3 separate regions of the Homo sapiens genome follow, and all the other regions are linked to region 1. The links are chromatin contacts, found by Hi-C or POLR2A ChIA-PET in ENCODE. All regions are on one chromosome and are shown on one strand. The core of a region is the stretch at or near the end of the contact, and the rest is flanking DNA. Distances in the headings are between cores, read along the strand shown. Region 1 holds the start of SPEN (spen family transcriptional repressor). Region 2 holds the start of SDHB (succinate dehydrogenase complex iron sulfur subunit B). Region 3 has its middle 8.4 kb from the start of RNU1-2.

Region 1 (4,302 bases), core at 877-3,376:
TCTAAGTGGTTTTTCCACTCCAATAATGTACACCTAAATGATTTTTCCATCAAAACACTGACGATACTCGAGGAGAAGCCAGGAGGTGGGGGGCGGGTAAGGGGTGGAGCAGCGCCAGGAAGAGAAAGTTCCCATCTGCTTCCCAATCCAGCCCGTGGTCTCCCCTTCATCCTAGGGCACAGAGGTGAATTTTTGCTCCCTGCCTCCCCCCGCCCCCGCCTGGTTTCTCAGGCACGACGTAGTAAACACCGGGAGAGTCCCTGGAAGCGCGCACCTCCCCCCGGCCTGCCGAGGACAGCTCAAGCAGGTTATGAATGGCCCCACGATTCCCGGCTCCTTTTCACACGCGGACACGCGCAGACGCGCGCTCCAGCGGCGAGGGTTTAATGCCCCAGTAACAGCAACCACCAACACAATCAATGATCCTCCATTTAAAAGACAGGAGCTCCGCCGCCGCTGCTTCCATTTCCTTATCCAAGCGGCTCAAAGCGAGCGACGCAATCTATTTTTCCCATGGTGACTCATTAATGAGGACGCTCCATAATTTCCTTCACTCACTACATAGTAAGGGAAATTAAAAGCCAAACTTAAAACCTTCCAGGGTCTTAAATATCGGAATAAACTGTCATTTTCGAGGACAACCACAGATTTGCTATGGTCCCTCTGAATCTGCACCAAGTCCAAGCCAATCGTCATTTTAATAAGTGTTTTATGCGGAGGCCTATCTGTTACGGTACACAGGCATTTCACAAAGAAAACGCACTACACGCTACTCAATAAGATGTATCAACGACAACATTTATTCTTATAATTCACAAAAATATTCAGGGGAGGTTTTTTTTTTAAGCTACATCTTCTCATCGTAAAAGGTTTGGAATGTTTTACCGTTTGATTCGGGAATTCAGGGGTGGGGGGCACCAGGGTCTTAGGGCGGCCTGGGAGTGCGACCCGAGGCTACGGGCGCCGGGGCTAGCAACCTCCTGTCAGACGCGGTCTCCTCCGCCGGGGACGAGGAAGCCCAAACGGGCGCACCAACTTATTTCACACCACTCTCCACCCAGCCCCGCAAAAACGAGAAACGTTTGCCATTCCCAGTGAGTTTCAAGGCTGCAAATCCTCCGGAGAGGTCCTAGATGGTCTCTCCGGGTCCGCGACGCGACCACAGTACCTACTGCGACTTCTGTTTTCGCACCGCCTTTCCCTTCGCACGGAACCCTCCCGAAGTCAGACATTGCCGAGCGCCCGCAGAGCAGCTTGGAGTGGCGGCGCCGGACCCGGCTGTCGGGCGGGCTCGGGTCCCGGCTGCTCCGGGCCGGGCACTGCGCGCAAGGACGCGACCCCGCCGCCCAGCGCATCTCCCACCGACTCCCGGGCTGACGCGAGGGCAGCCCCGGGGCGCCGGCTGCGTGGAGGCCGAGCCTCGGTCACCTCCCTCGTCACGGACGCGGCCGCCGGGGCCCCGCGGGCTCTTCGAAGGCGGCGCGGCTTGGCCGCCCGCACCGCCGACACCCGAGGCCCAACGCCGCGACGCGGGCCGAGCGGCTGACGAGGTCCCACAGCGCCCGTGGGTCCGGGCCGGAGTCCTCCTCACCAGCTCCGCGCTCCGGGAGGGGCCGGCAACGGGCCGGGGCGGGAAGCGGCGCCCGAGGAGCGAGCGCGGCCGCGGGCCTCGTGTCACTCACCGTTTGAAATGCTCGATGATCTTCTCTTCCCGCACGTTCTCGGGTAAGTTGCCCACCCAGAGATGCCTGGTTTCCCGGACCATGCTGGGCGGCGTGCCGGCGACCGCCGCTGCTGGCTCCCCCTCGCCGGCTTCGTACGAGACCGTCAGCGCCGGGAGGCGGGTGCCGGGGCGGCGGCGGCGGCGGCTGCGGCGGTGGCGTCGGCAGCGGCGGCGGCTCCTCCGGCTCCCCCCCGTGCAGAGACCATCCCTCTCCCCCAGGTTCTGACTCTCGGGCCTCGCAGCTCAGCTCTGCCGCCACCACACACCCGAAGCCGACCCTCGCGCTCCGGCAGCGCATGCGCCCGGGCAGGGGCGGGCGGGGGAGCGGGAGGAGGGGCGAGCGGGACACGGGCGGCAGCGACTACGACGGAGCTGGCGCTGTGGCAGCCGGACGCTTCCCACTGGCGCGCGCGGCCCGACTCCCGCCGCCGCACTGCCTCCCCCTCGCCGCGGGCGCGCGCGCGTCCTCCCGCCTGCCAAGGCGGAGAAGCTGAGTTCCTCCCAGCCGGCGCGCAGGCGCGCGGACCGGGCGACGAAGTGAGGGACTACAGGCGGGGAAGGAACGCTCGCGCGCTCGGCCCCGGTGCGCAGGCGCGCAGCTGCTAGTGGAGTCCCGCTGCTTGGCGGGCTCTCGGTCGGGTTCCCGCGCCGGGCAAGGGGCGGCTGAGGAAGCAGGAGCGGTCTTTAGCCCCTCCAGCGGCAACCCCAGGCCCCGGCCTGGTGGAAGATATGAAGAGAAATGCAATTGGTTTCCACAGGGCTACGGGTCAAAGCGGCTGCCAAGGCCTGTCCCCTAGAAGTCAGGACCCCTTCGTCCTCCGCTCACCTGGCGGCCAGCTCCTGGCGTTTCCGGACACTTAGATTCCTGCCTGCTTGGGAAAGCGATCAGAAAAAGGTTGCCCTTCTCACCGCTCTGCTGAACAGCGACGGCTTCAGAAACGCATCCCATCCAAGAGTCACTGGCTTGTAACATGAAGCAACTTTTTTTTTTTTAATACGGGGTCTCGCTCTGTTGCCCAGGCTGCTGGAGTGCAGTGGCACGGTCTCGGCTCACTGCAATCTCCGCCTCCCAGACTCAAGCGATTCTCCTGCCTCAGCCTCCCAAGTAGCTGGGATTACAAGCACCCGCAACCACACCTGGCTAATTTTTGTATTTTTATTAGAGACAGGGTTTCACCATGTAGGCCAGGCTGGTCTTGAACTCCTGACCTCAGGTGATCCGCCCGCCTCGGCCTCCTAAAGTACTGGGAGTACAGGCGGGAGTCACTGCACCTGGCCTAAGCAACTTTTTTATATAGAATCTTGCGAAACCGTTTGCAAGATACCCTTGCTGATCGCTGTGGTATAGAAGGAATAAAACGGAAATGAGACAGGAATCCAATATTGTTCCCCTCAGACCATAATTTAATATTTAAACAGAGAAAGGAATTAGACCTCTGGCCTTTCCAGGCCTAAGAGCTTTTGAAACCTACAGTTGAACTTTCTTTTTTTTTTTTTTTCCTTTGAGACGGAGTTTTGCTTTTGTTGCCCAGGCTGGAGTGCAATGGTGTGTTCTCGGCTTACTGCAACCTCTGTCTCCTGGGTTCAAGCGATTCTCCTGCTTCAGCCTCCTGAGTAGCTGGGATTACAGGCATGCGCCACCATGCCCGGCTAATTTTTGTATTTTTAGTAGAGACAGTTTCTCTGTGTTGGTCAAGCTGGCCTCGAACTCACAACCTCAGGTAATCCACCCGCCTCAAGCCTCCCAAAGTGCTGGGATTACAGGCTTGAGCCACCACGCCCAGCCTCTTTTTTTTTTTTTTTCCTGAGACCAAGTTTCACTCTTGTTAGCCAAGCTGGGGCACAATGGCGCTGTCTCAGCTCACTGCAACCTCCGCCTCCCAGGTTCAAGCGATTCTCCTGCGTCAGCCTTCCGAGTAGCTGGAATTACAGGCGCGCACCACCACACCAGGCTAGTTTTTTGTATTCTTAGTAAAGACGGGGTTTCACCATGTTGGCCAGGCTGGTCTTGAACTCCTGACCTCAGGTGATCTGCCCACCTTGGCCTCCCAAAGTGCTGGGATTACAGGCGTGAGCCACCATGCCCGGCCAGTTGAACTTTTATATAAAGGCCAATTTACAGAAATTCAAGGAAAACCCATAAAATTAAGGTAACTATATCGAGAGAAAAATAAAATTATTTATAATAAAAATACACAGAAATACCAGAGGTGTGCTGCTTCAGGTGCAAGCCAGATTTTTTTTTTTTTTTTTTTTTTTTTTTTGGAGACGCAGTCTCACTCTGTCACCAGGCTGGAGTGAAGTGGTACCATCTCTGCTTACTGCATCCTCCGTCTCCCGGGTTCAAGCAATTCTCCTGCCTCAGCCTCCCAAGTAGCTGGGACTACAGGCGCAAACCACCACGCCCAGGTAATTTTTTTACGTTTAGTAGAGGCGGGGTTTCACCATGCTATCCAGGATGGTTTCGATCTCTTGACCTGGTGATCTGCCCACCTCAGCCTTCCAAAGTGCTGGTATTACAGGCATGAACCACCAGCCCAGCCAATTTTAAATACTTGGCCTCATCGATTATCTCCTTA
Region 2 (4,302 bases), core at 559-3,058, 1.2 Mb before region 1:
GAGGGGGCTGGAAAAAGAAGCTGAGATGTCTAAAATGGAAACTCAGTAAAAAACAAAACCAAAAAACTTTCTTCACAGAACTGCTGTGGGGATTAAGTGGGATAATGGACCATAATGTTTGGCACAGAGTAGAAATGGTTTCTTATATTAAATGGCTAACAAAGCCACCAAGGACTGGGTGTCCTTCTCTGGGCACACCCTCTCGTACAGAACAGAGCTCACAGTGTCTAGCTGTCTGCTCACTTGCCGTCTCCACCACTAGAGAGTAAATTCAATGAGCAGTGACCACCTGGCTTGCTCATTCCCTGCAGCATCCCAGCACTTGGTGCCTGCCACATAGTAGCCACTCCATTCGTATTTATGAATGAATGAATGAACGAACAAAAGAATGGCACCTTTGCCAGCCACCCTTGAAATCACCTCAGCTCATTCACCAACTGCCCAGTTTGTTTGGGACTCTCAGTGCAGAAACCTGGGCAGCCTCGGGCAAGCTGCACGGTATGCGACAGAAAGGGCTGACTCAAGCCAGTAAGCGTCAGAGATGAATAATAAGACTGACAAATTCTTAGGGAGGCTAGGTGTGGTGGCTCACGCCTGTAATCCCAGCACTTTGGGAAGTTGGAGCAGGATGATTGCTTGAGCCCAGCCTGGGCAACATAGCCAGACTCCATCTCTACAAATAATTTTTTAAAAAAATTATCCGGGTGGCCGGGCGCGGTGGCTCATGCCTGTAATTCCAGTACTTTGGGAGGCCGAGGTGGGTGGCTCACGAGGTCAGGAGTTCAAGACCAGCCTGGCCAAGATGGTGAAACCCCATCTCTACTAAAAACACAAAAAAATTAGCCGGGCATGATGGCGGACGCCTATAATCCCAGCTACTCGGGAGGCTGAGGCAGGGAATTGCTTGAACCCGGGAGGCGGAGGTTGCAGTCAGCCGAGATCGCGCCACTGCACTCCAGCCTGGGAGACAGAGCGATACTCCATCTCAAAAAAAAGAAAAAAAAAAAAACTACCCGGGTATGGTGGCTCACACGCCTGTAGTCCCAGCTACTCTGGAGGTGGGAGGATCGCTTGAGCCTGGGAAGTCGAGGCTGCAGTGAGCCAAGACTGCACACCGGCCTGGGCAACAGAGTGAGACCCTGTCTGAAAAAAAAAAAAAAAATTGGCCGGGCGCAGTGGCTCATGCCTGTAATTCCAGCACTTTGGGAGGCCAAGGTGGGCGGATCACGAGGTCAGGAGTTCAAGACCAGTCTGGCCAAGATGATGAAACCCCGTCTCTACTAAAAATACAAAAAATTAGCCGGGTGTGATGGTGTGCGCCTGTAATCCCAGCTACTCGGGAGGCTGAGGCAGGAGAATCGCGTGAACCCGGGAGGCGGAGGTTGCAGTGAGCCAAGATCGCGCCATTGCACTCCAGCCCGGGAAACAGTGCGAGACTCCATCTCAAACAAACAAACAAAAATTCCAGGAATAAAGAGGTTGAAATCGGGGCAGGGACCCGGATAGGATGGCTCCGCCCCATCTAAGTCTTAGCCCCACCCCCTGAAAGTCGCCCTGCCTCTCAGACTCCTCCCCTTTCTGAGAAGGTCACGGGGGAAGCCAAATGGGCATGCGCCGCTACTGCGCTATTGCGCACGCTCGCTGTGCTTGCCCCGCCTTCCCTCCGCCCACCCGGGAAACCGGAAGCCGCCTCCCACTTGGTTGCTCGTACGCGGCTAGTGGGTCCTCAGTGGATGTAGGCTGGGCGCCGCGATGTTCGACGGGACACCGGCGGAGAGCGACCTCGGGGTTAAGGGGTGGGGCTGACGTCAGGAGCCAAGATGGCGGCGGTGGTCGCCCTCTCCTTGAGGCGCCGGTTGCCGGCCACAACCCTTGGCGGAGCCTGCCTGCAGGTGAGTCCTGGAGCCTCAGAGAGGGAAAAGTCAGGAAAGCCACAGAGACTGCCTGGAGCTGATGGGGCTGCGGAGAGACTGAGGAAGCATAGGGCAAGGCCTCAGGGAGATGGAGGACCTCCTCCCCCTGGTGCAGTGCTTTGGTTTGGCTTCGAGCATCCCTGTCAAGTTATCTTTCTGCGCCTCGCAGCAGCTTGTGAGTTAGGGCACGGGCAATTTTTTACAGCTAAGGGTGCGGGGGGGGGGGACGTTCAGAAAGGGGACTTGAATTGCTCAAGGTCACATGGCAAGCGAATGACTGCTGGAACCAGAATTTGAATCCAGACATTGGAGTTCCAAGCCCTTTTTCTGCCACCAAACTATCGCCTCTGTAGAAAAGGGAGACCTGCGGGGTGTGAAGGATGGGAATTGGGAAGCGAGGTAATTCCTCAAGGGTGCGAGGTTGAGGACCGGGATGGGTGAGGAAAGGACATGTGAATTGTTGGGGACAGGGCAGGGGAAGGGAGAGATGGAGGGAAATGCACCCAGCCCCCTACCTCGAAGGATCCCGGAGGTGGGTGGTGGGGGTTGCAGGAAAGACTGGGTTCCTTAAAGCAGTGTCACCACAGTTTCACTAGTATCCTCTCAGTGTTTCTGACTCTAAAGGTCATATAATAATACGGACCTCATAGAGTTGACATGGAATGACAGGTAGAGGGCTTGGCGCTGTTCTTGTTTATTACTATGCCGTGTGCAGTAACAGATTTTCCCACGCCCCTTGTATGGCCAAGAAACAACACATTTCTGACCTGCCTTCTAAGTGGGAACATTTAGAAGGGGAAGGGAAATTGCTTTTGTATACATAAGGGACTAAGGATTTGCAAATCCTTTCTAAGTCTGTTCCTCTTCTGGGATTCTCAACAACCCCTTTAAGGTGGGCAAGCAAGAATCCTTACCCTCCTTTTTGGAGCTTTGAAAACTTGAGGCCCCCAGAAAGAAAATTTTTGGCTTGCTCAAAATATCACATTCCCAAGAAGCAGACCTGAGGCAGTTTTTTAACATGGTACCAGAAAAACTCCTTAGCATAGATCTTGGGACATGGTTGGTGTCCAAGAAATTTTAGTTCCTCTTCCTCTCTTGCACTTAAATGAGGACATCTTTCATCTTAAGTGCCTGCTATGGCTGCATAACACAGTACATATTGCCCATGTTCCAATCCTGGTTCTATCCAGCATGCTGTGTGTGAACTTGGATCCACTCTGTCTGCATCAGCCTTTCTGAAAAGGGGAGATAGAGGAAGAAGACAGCCTACCAGAGCCTCAAGCTGACATCCTCTCAGTATTAAATTGATGATTGATAATGAGCTTGTTTACCTGTTCCTTTTATAGTTGCTGAGCAAACAATTAAATTGTGAGAGCCCCACTAACGAGAGAGTTCCAAGCCCCTCTTCTAAGAATGCATTGTAGAAAAGGCTAATTTCATAGGTCATTTTTGTAATTCCAGGCAAGGTCTTTGCAGGGCCTCCTGAGGGCAACAGAAAATAGAAGAGCCCCAAGGCCTCCCCTTCCTTGTGGGAATGTACATGTATACCCACAAAAGCCACCTCAAAAGAATTCAGTAATGAGCTTGGTGTGTTACCTGTGGGTAACATTCAGGTTCAGGTTCTGAATTCTTTTTATGCTTATAGTCTGACCACTGAACCACAATTCTGCCTGTAAGTATTTGACTGTAGTATATTAACTATTGTTTGTGTTGCCTTATTTCTTCATCTGGACTATGAACTCCTTTAGGACAAGAACTACCTACTTAAAAGTGTGTATCTTGCCAGGTGCAGTGGCTCATGCCTGTAATTCCAGCACTTTGGGAGGCCAAGGTGGGTGGATCACCTGAGGTCAGGAGTTCAAGACCAGCCCGGCCAACATGGTGAAACCCCGTCTCTACTAAAAAAATAAAAAAAAAATTAGCTGGGCGTGGTGGTGGGCGCCTATAATCCTAGCTACACAGGAGGCTGAGGCAGGAGAATTGCTTGAACCTGGGAGGTGGAGGGTGCAGTGAGCTGAAATCGCACCATTGCACTCCATCCTGGGCGACAAGAGCGAAACTCAGTCTCAAAAAAAAAAAAAAAATTTAAAAAATGTGCATCTTGTTCCTTAGGCTGGCAGGGCTAGGATACCTATTTACAAATCAGAATAATACAAAGACTGATAAGGTTGCCAATCTTGTAGAGCAAAAATTTTTTTCTGGGCTATGCTAGAAACTTGACCCCCCCTCCCCCGGGTTATCTTATGAGGCAGATATTAATACTACCCACCCTTTACAAAGGAAGAAATAGAATCCGAAAAGCTAATAATTTGCAGAAGAATACACAGCTTGTAAGTGATAGAGCTTGGATTTCAAGCATCACCAATCACACTTTTCAGCAAGCCTGCAC
Region 3 (4,302 bases), core at 1,071-3,570, 1.1 Mb before region 1:
CAGCACAGAAATCCTGCAAACTCCCATGAATGCTATAGTGAAAAGCAGGGGCTGGCCAGGTGTGATGGATCACACCTGTAATCCCAGGACTTTAGAAGGCCAAGGCAGGGCGGATTATTTGAGTCCAGGAGTTGGAGACCAACCTGGGCAACATGGTGAAACTTCAACTCTTAAAAAACAAAACAACCACCACCACAACAAAACCAAGAACAGAAATTAGCTGGCTGTGGTGACTCGTGCCTCTGCTACTCCAGAGGCTGAGGTGGGAGGATCGCTTAAACCAAGATGCTACCAGATAGAGTGAGACTCTGTCTCGGGGAAAAAGACAAACAAAATAAGTCTGTGTAAGAGGTGACTCTGGGGACAGTGGAAAAACACTAAGGTTTTCAAGTGGTGGTAAAAGCCAGTAGGCCTTGGGGACCATTGAGCAGTCTACAAAGCAGGGAAGCCTAGATCCCTGAGCTCCGCCTGCCAAGTACCACCACAGCTAACATGAGAGACCTCTGCCACAGAGACTGAAATTTGCCTCCCAAGGAAACAAGTGACTACAGACATCTGTCCCAGGACAGTAAACAAGGTCTCACAAAAACAAAAACAGCTGACCACACCATAAAATCACTGAGACCGAGCCTGCGACTATAGGCGAAAAAAAAAAGGCTATTATTCATACCGTGAAAGACCAGGGGAAAGTGCAGACACAGTCCCCTACTACTGTTGTGGGAATCAGGAGAACAGAGAGACCAATGGGTGGAACAGGAGGATTTTATTGAGTGCCCTCAGGCCCAGAGGATTAAAATCCAAAGGCTGAGCCCCGAACAAAGACAGGGTTTGACTTTTATACACACTTCAAAAAGGGGGTTGGCTAGTTTGAATGGCATGGTGGGACTATGATGGCACCAAACTCGCGGGGCAGGCAAGAGGGCTTACAGAAGCAGAACAAAGGCAGCTAGTCAAACTGTGACAGGTCTCACGAGGCAAGAATAGCTGGTGACCTTGCAGCTGCACTGAAGGGAAATCAAGAACTTAACAAAACTTGAATAGTGAGAAATGGTAAAGGGAAAAGAGAAGGTAATAAAAGCATTTGCTGTTTCTTGCTCTTATCCTTCCTAGGGATAACAGACTGTTAAGAGAGTCTCCAGAACTCATTTCTCAGCGATGTGGTTTTTCAGAAACTATCTGTTCCTGACCTTGCAGCCAAGCAAGTACAGGAAAATACTTTTTCTTTTTAATTTCTACCTTATTACTACAAGTTACAAAACAGAGGTTTCCACGTTTGGAAAAATAAGAGACAACAACATAGCCATAGAATGCATAGCCCTCAGCCTTACAGTAAACCACTTTGATAACCATAACATGTGCTCTACATACCACACATGTGAACTTCCGCCCCGCCACAGCTCCATACGCCTCACCCTTTACACGCACGGTCACTTGCCCCGAGCACCACCCCAGCCAATCCCCAATCACCCTGAGCCCTCCTAGCCCTAACGCACAGCTAGGACGCTCACGTCCAGCCAGCGGTCCCGGACTTGCTCCTACAGCACGGGAAATCCTTCATGGCGAAGCAGCAGCCCCTGCGCTGCCTCATCTACATAGAAACGCCCTATCGGTGATGTCACCAACAGTGCCTTTCCCAGTCCCCTTCTGTTCTTCCGCCCCACCCTCCTCCACTCAGCCCACCAACCCGGTGCCGCAGCCGGCGGGGGAAGTGACGTCCGCCTGTCCCTCCTTTCTGTCTCGCCCTTGTCTTTTGGGGAGGTGCGCCGAGACCCTGCATCTAGTCTCCCCCGAAGAAGTGATTACTTAACCTGTGTCCTGCGGAGGACCCTTCTGGCGGGCAGCTGGAAGCCTGTGCACCCGTCTTCAAATAATGGCTTTTAATAGCAGACTGGAACGTTTCGGATTACAAAGCAAACCGGACCCTTTCAAACCTGGTTATCTTTGTGAAGTAGCATTCCACTTAAAATTGGGAGCCCTTTAATAACAGAGAGAAATCATGTCTATGAAACTAGAGAAGCTGCTCAGATAACTGCAAACCAGCCATCCTTACTGGTTTTACGAGTAGTAGTGTTATAAAGAAAGTTGTCCAGTTTTATGAGTCTTGTAGGTTTGTTTTTTTGTTTTTCAAATACAGTAGTGTACAAAAAGGAAGCAGAATGTGGTTGCTGTCTCAATGTAATGCCTCGCTGGGCCTGAGAATTTGAAAATAAAAAAGTTCTCTTCTTTCCCCATTCTCCCTTTAGATGAAAAGTCTTTCTTGGCCGGGCGCGGTGGCTGACGCTTGTAAGCCCAGCACTTTGGGAGGCTGAGGCGGGCCGATCACGAGGTCAGGAGATCGAGACCACGGTGAAACCCCGTCTCTACTAAAAATAAAAAAAAAAAATTAGCCTGGCGTGGTGGCGGGCGCCTGTAGTCTCAGCTACTCGCAGAGGCTGAGGCAGGAGAATGGCGTGAACCCGGGAGGCGGAGCTTGCAGTGAGCTGAGATCGCCCACTGCACTCCAGCCTGGGCGACAGAGCGAGACTCCGTTTAAAAAAAAAAAAAGTATTTCTTGAAAGCATTGTCGATCAAAAGCTGTGTCCCTCCTTGCCAGAATGGCTCATTCCCAGATAGTCCTGTCCCACACGGGGGTCAGGGGAGGGAAGGAGACCTCTCTTTTTAACAGCGTCCAAAAGCTGAACTGGTGTGGCATCACAACATGGAAAAAAAAAAAAAAAAAGAGAGAGAGAGAGAGAGAGAGATATCTCGGCCAATTCTATAGTTGCTGTCACTTGTTGAATCATCTCTAGTTTTCAGAGTACCATGAATTTAGTTTCTCAAAAGAAGTAAAACAATGAGAAATACATAACATTAATAATTTGAGTAGTAGAAATATAATGCATACAAGAATGATCATCACAAAGAGAATCTGTATCCTGGAACAGTAAGGGAACCAGGGAACTGGGATTTGATGTTTCAGCCAACTGAAAACATCAGGGAAAACATCAAACCCCATTTCTTCTTTAGTGATTTCTTGCAGCCAAGTGGCTTCTTTTCTGATTTTTTCTAGAGAAGGTTCTACTACATGGGAAATGTATATGTATATGCAACAAAAGGTATTTGCCACCACACATCTCCCTGCTCAGCTAAATGTATCACCTAAAGTGATGTGATTATCTAGTACAACCTTAGCCAGTGACTAAATACCTTTTTATAGAGCTGCAAAAGAGGCCGCAGTTTCATCAGCAATGTTTTTCTTTCTTTTTCTTTTTCTTTCAGAGACAGTGTCTGGCTCTGTGGCTCAGGCTGGAGTGCAGTGGCGCCATCATAGCTCACTGCAGCCTCAAACTCTTTGGCTTAAGTGATTCTCCTGTCTCAGCCCCTGAGTCACTGGGATTACAGGCCAGAGCCACCATGCCTGGTTTTCATCAGCAATGTTTCCTGAGGTTACAAAAAGATTTGTAATCCTGGGAGGAAACACTCCCTTGAAGCAAGTGTTCTCCCCAAAAAAATGCAAGGAGCTATCTTCTTGATAGCCAGGCAGATAATTCTCAGGTTTTGCCCCACAGAATCTCTATCTAAAATAGAGCAGTGGTCATGCCTAGTGAAAAGTTTGAGGGAACTCGCCCAATGTTGGGTTTCTTCAGAGCCATATATATAGATATAACCAAATATCCTAAAAGACACTGCCCTTCATCATTCCATGCCGTTAGACATTTACAGGACCATGGATGGTGATCTCCTCCAGACAAAAATAAATGCTGGTGCAGAACAGGTAAGTGTATTATAATTTGAGTACATCAGCTTTTGGGCATTTTAAACCATGGGTCAGACATGTTAGAGCAAGAGGGCAGGTTGATAGCAAGAGGGAGTGTTTTTCTTTTAATTTTCCAATAGCAAAGTGATGTTTGCCACTGTCATTTCAGAGTGAGGTGACAATTTGTTGTTGTTTGGTTTTGTGGGTTTTTTGTTTGTTTGTTTTTGAGACAAGGTCTCACTGTCACCCAGGCTGGAGTGCAGTGGCATGATCAGGGTTTACTTCTGCTTTGACCTCACATATTCAAGCAAACCTCCTTACTAATCCTCCCGAGTAGCTGGGACTACAGGCACGTGCCCCCACACCCTGGGGTGTGAACTGGGATTTGATGTTTTCAGTTGGCTCTCTAATGGAATAGGTTCCCTTACTCTTCTAGAATCAGATTGTCTTCATGATTATCATTCTTGTGTGCATTATACTTCTACTACGCTGCTGATTTTTTCTTTTTTTTTTTAATTTTTATTTTTGAGACAGTCTTTCTCTGTCACCCAGGCTGTATTGCACTG

Evidence for each region. A loop is a pair of places that touch in the nucleus more often than their neighbours do. ChIA-PET counts read pairs that join two places held with the same protein, here RNA polymerase II (POLR2A). Pooled maps may share reads with other maps.
Region 2: a map of CD4-positive, alpha-beta memory T cell shows a loop between it and region 1 (18-fold over the local background). The contact joins the promoter of SDHB here to the promoter of SPEN in region 1. A Hi-C loop is called at or near these places in 1 of 168 maps with a recorded cell type or tissue (CD4-positive, alpha-beta memory T cell) and 7 of 50 pooled maps. POLR2A ChIA-PET finds 5 or more read pairs at or near these places in 2 of 52 experiments (activated B cell and naive thymus-derived CD4-positive, alpha-beta T cell).
Region 3: a loop to region 1 is called in a pooled map, with 14 times the contacts of the local background. The contact joins the enhancer-like site here to the promoter of SPEN in region 1. A Hi-C loop is called at or near these places in 6 of 168 maps with a recorded cell type or tissue (CD4-positive, alpha-beta T cell, CD4-positive, alpha-beta memory T cell, CD8-positive, alpha-beta T cell and 2 more), 9 of 37 single-sample maps with no recorded cell type and 13 of 50 pooled maps. POLR2A ChIA-PET finds 5 or more read pairs at or near these places in 7 of 52 experiments (B cell, CD4-positive, alpha-beta T cell, CD4-positive, alpha-beta memory T cell and 4 more).

The regions. Positions count from the first base shown.
Region 1 is chr1:15,845,531-15,849,832 of GRCh38, reverse strand. SPEN (spen family transcriptional repressor) reads right to left here and starts at 2,126. Exons shown (of 15, transcript NM_015001.3): 1 at 1,683-2,126. The coding sequence starts at 1,765. It overlaps SPEN-AS1 (SPEN antisense RNA 1), which reads left to right and starts at 1,686. Exons shown (of 2, transcript NR_024279.1): 1 at 1,686-1,725. RefSeq lists enhancers at 1-548, 1,972-2,483, 2,484-2,996 and silencers at 1,220-1,639, 1,820-2,389.
Region 2 is chr1:17,051,538-17,055,839 of GRCh38, reverse strand. SDHB (succinate dehydrogenase complex iron sulfur subunit B) reads left to right here and starts at 1,808. Exons shown (of 8, transcript NM_003000.3): 1 at 1,808-1,892. The coding sequence starts at 1,821. RefSeq lists enhancers at 1,269-1,318, 1,869-1,928.
Region 3 is chr1:16,902,268-16,906,569 of GRCh38, reverse strand. No RefSeq gene overlaps it. Among named protein-coding and RNA genes, the nearest start is that of RNU1-2, 8.4 kb to the right of the region's middle. RefSeq lists a silencer at 962-1,256 and enhancers at 997-1,636, 1,793-1,842, 1,943-1,992, 1,637-2,276, 2,463-2,742. Within about 2 kb of position 2,320, at least 41 of the 41 ENCODE cell types and tissues checked have a DNase peak (open chromatin) inside an H3K27ac peak, as active enhancers do; they include B cell, CD4-positive, alpha-beta T cell, CD8-positive, alpha-beta T cell and 1 more, where a contact is called at or near this core.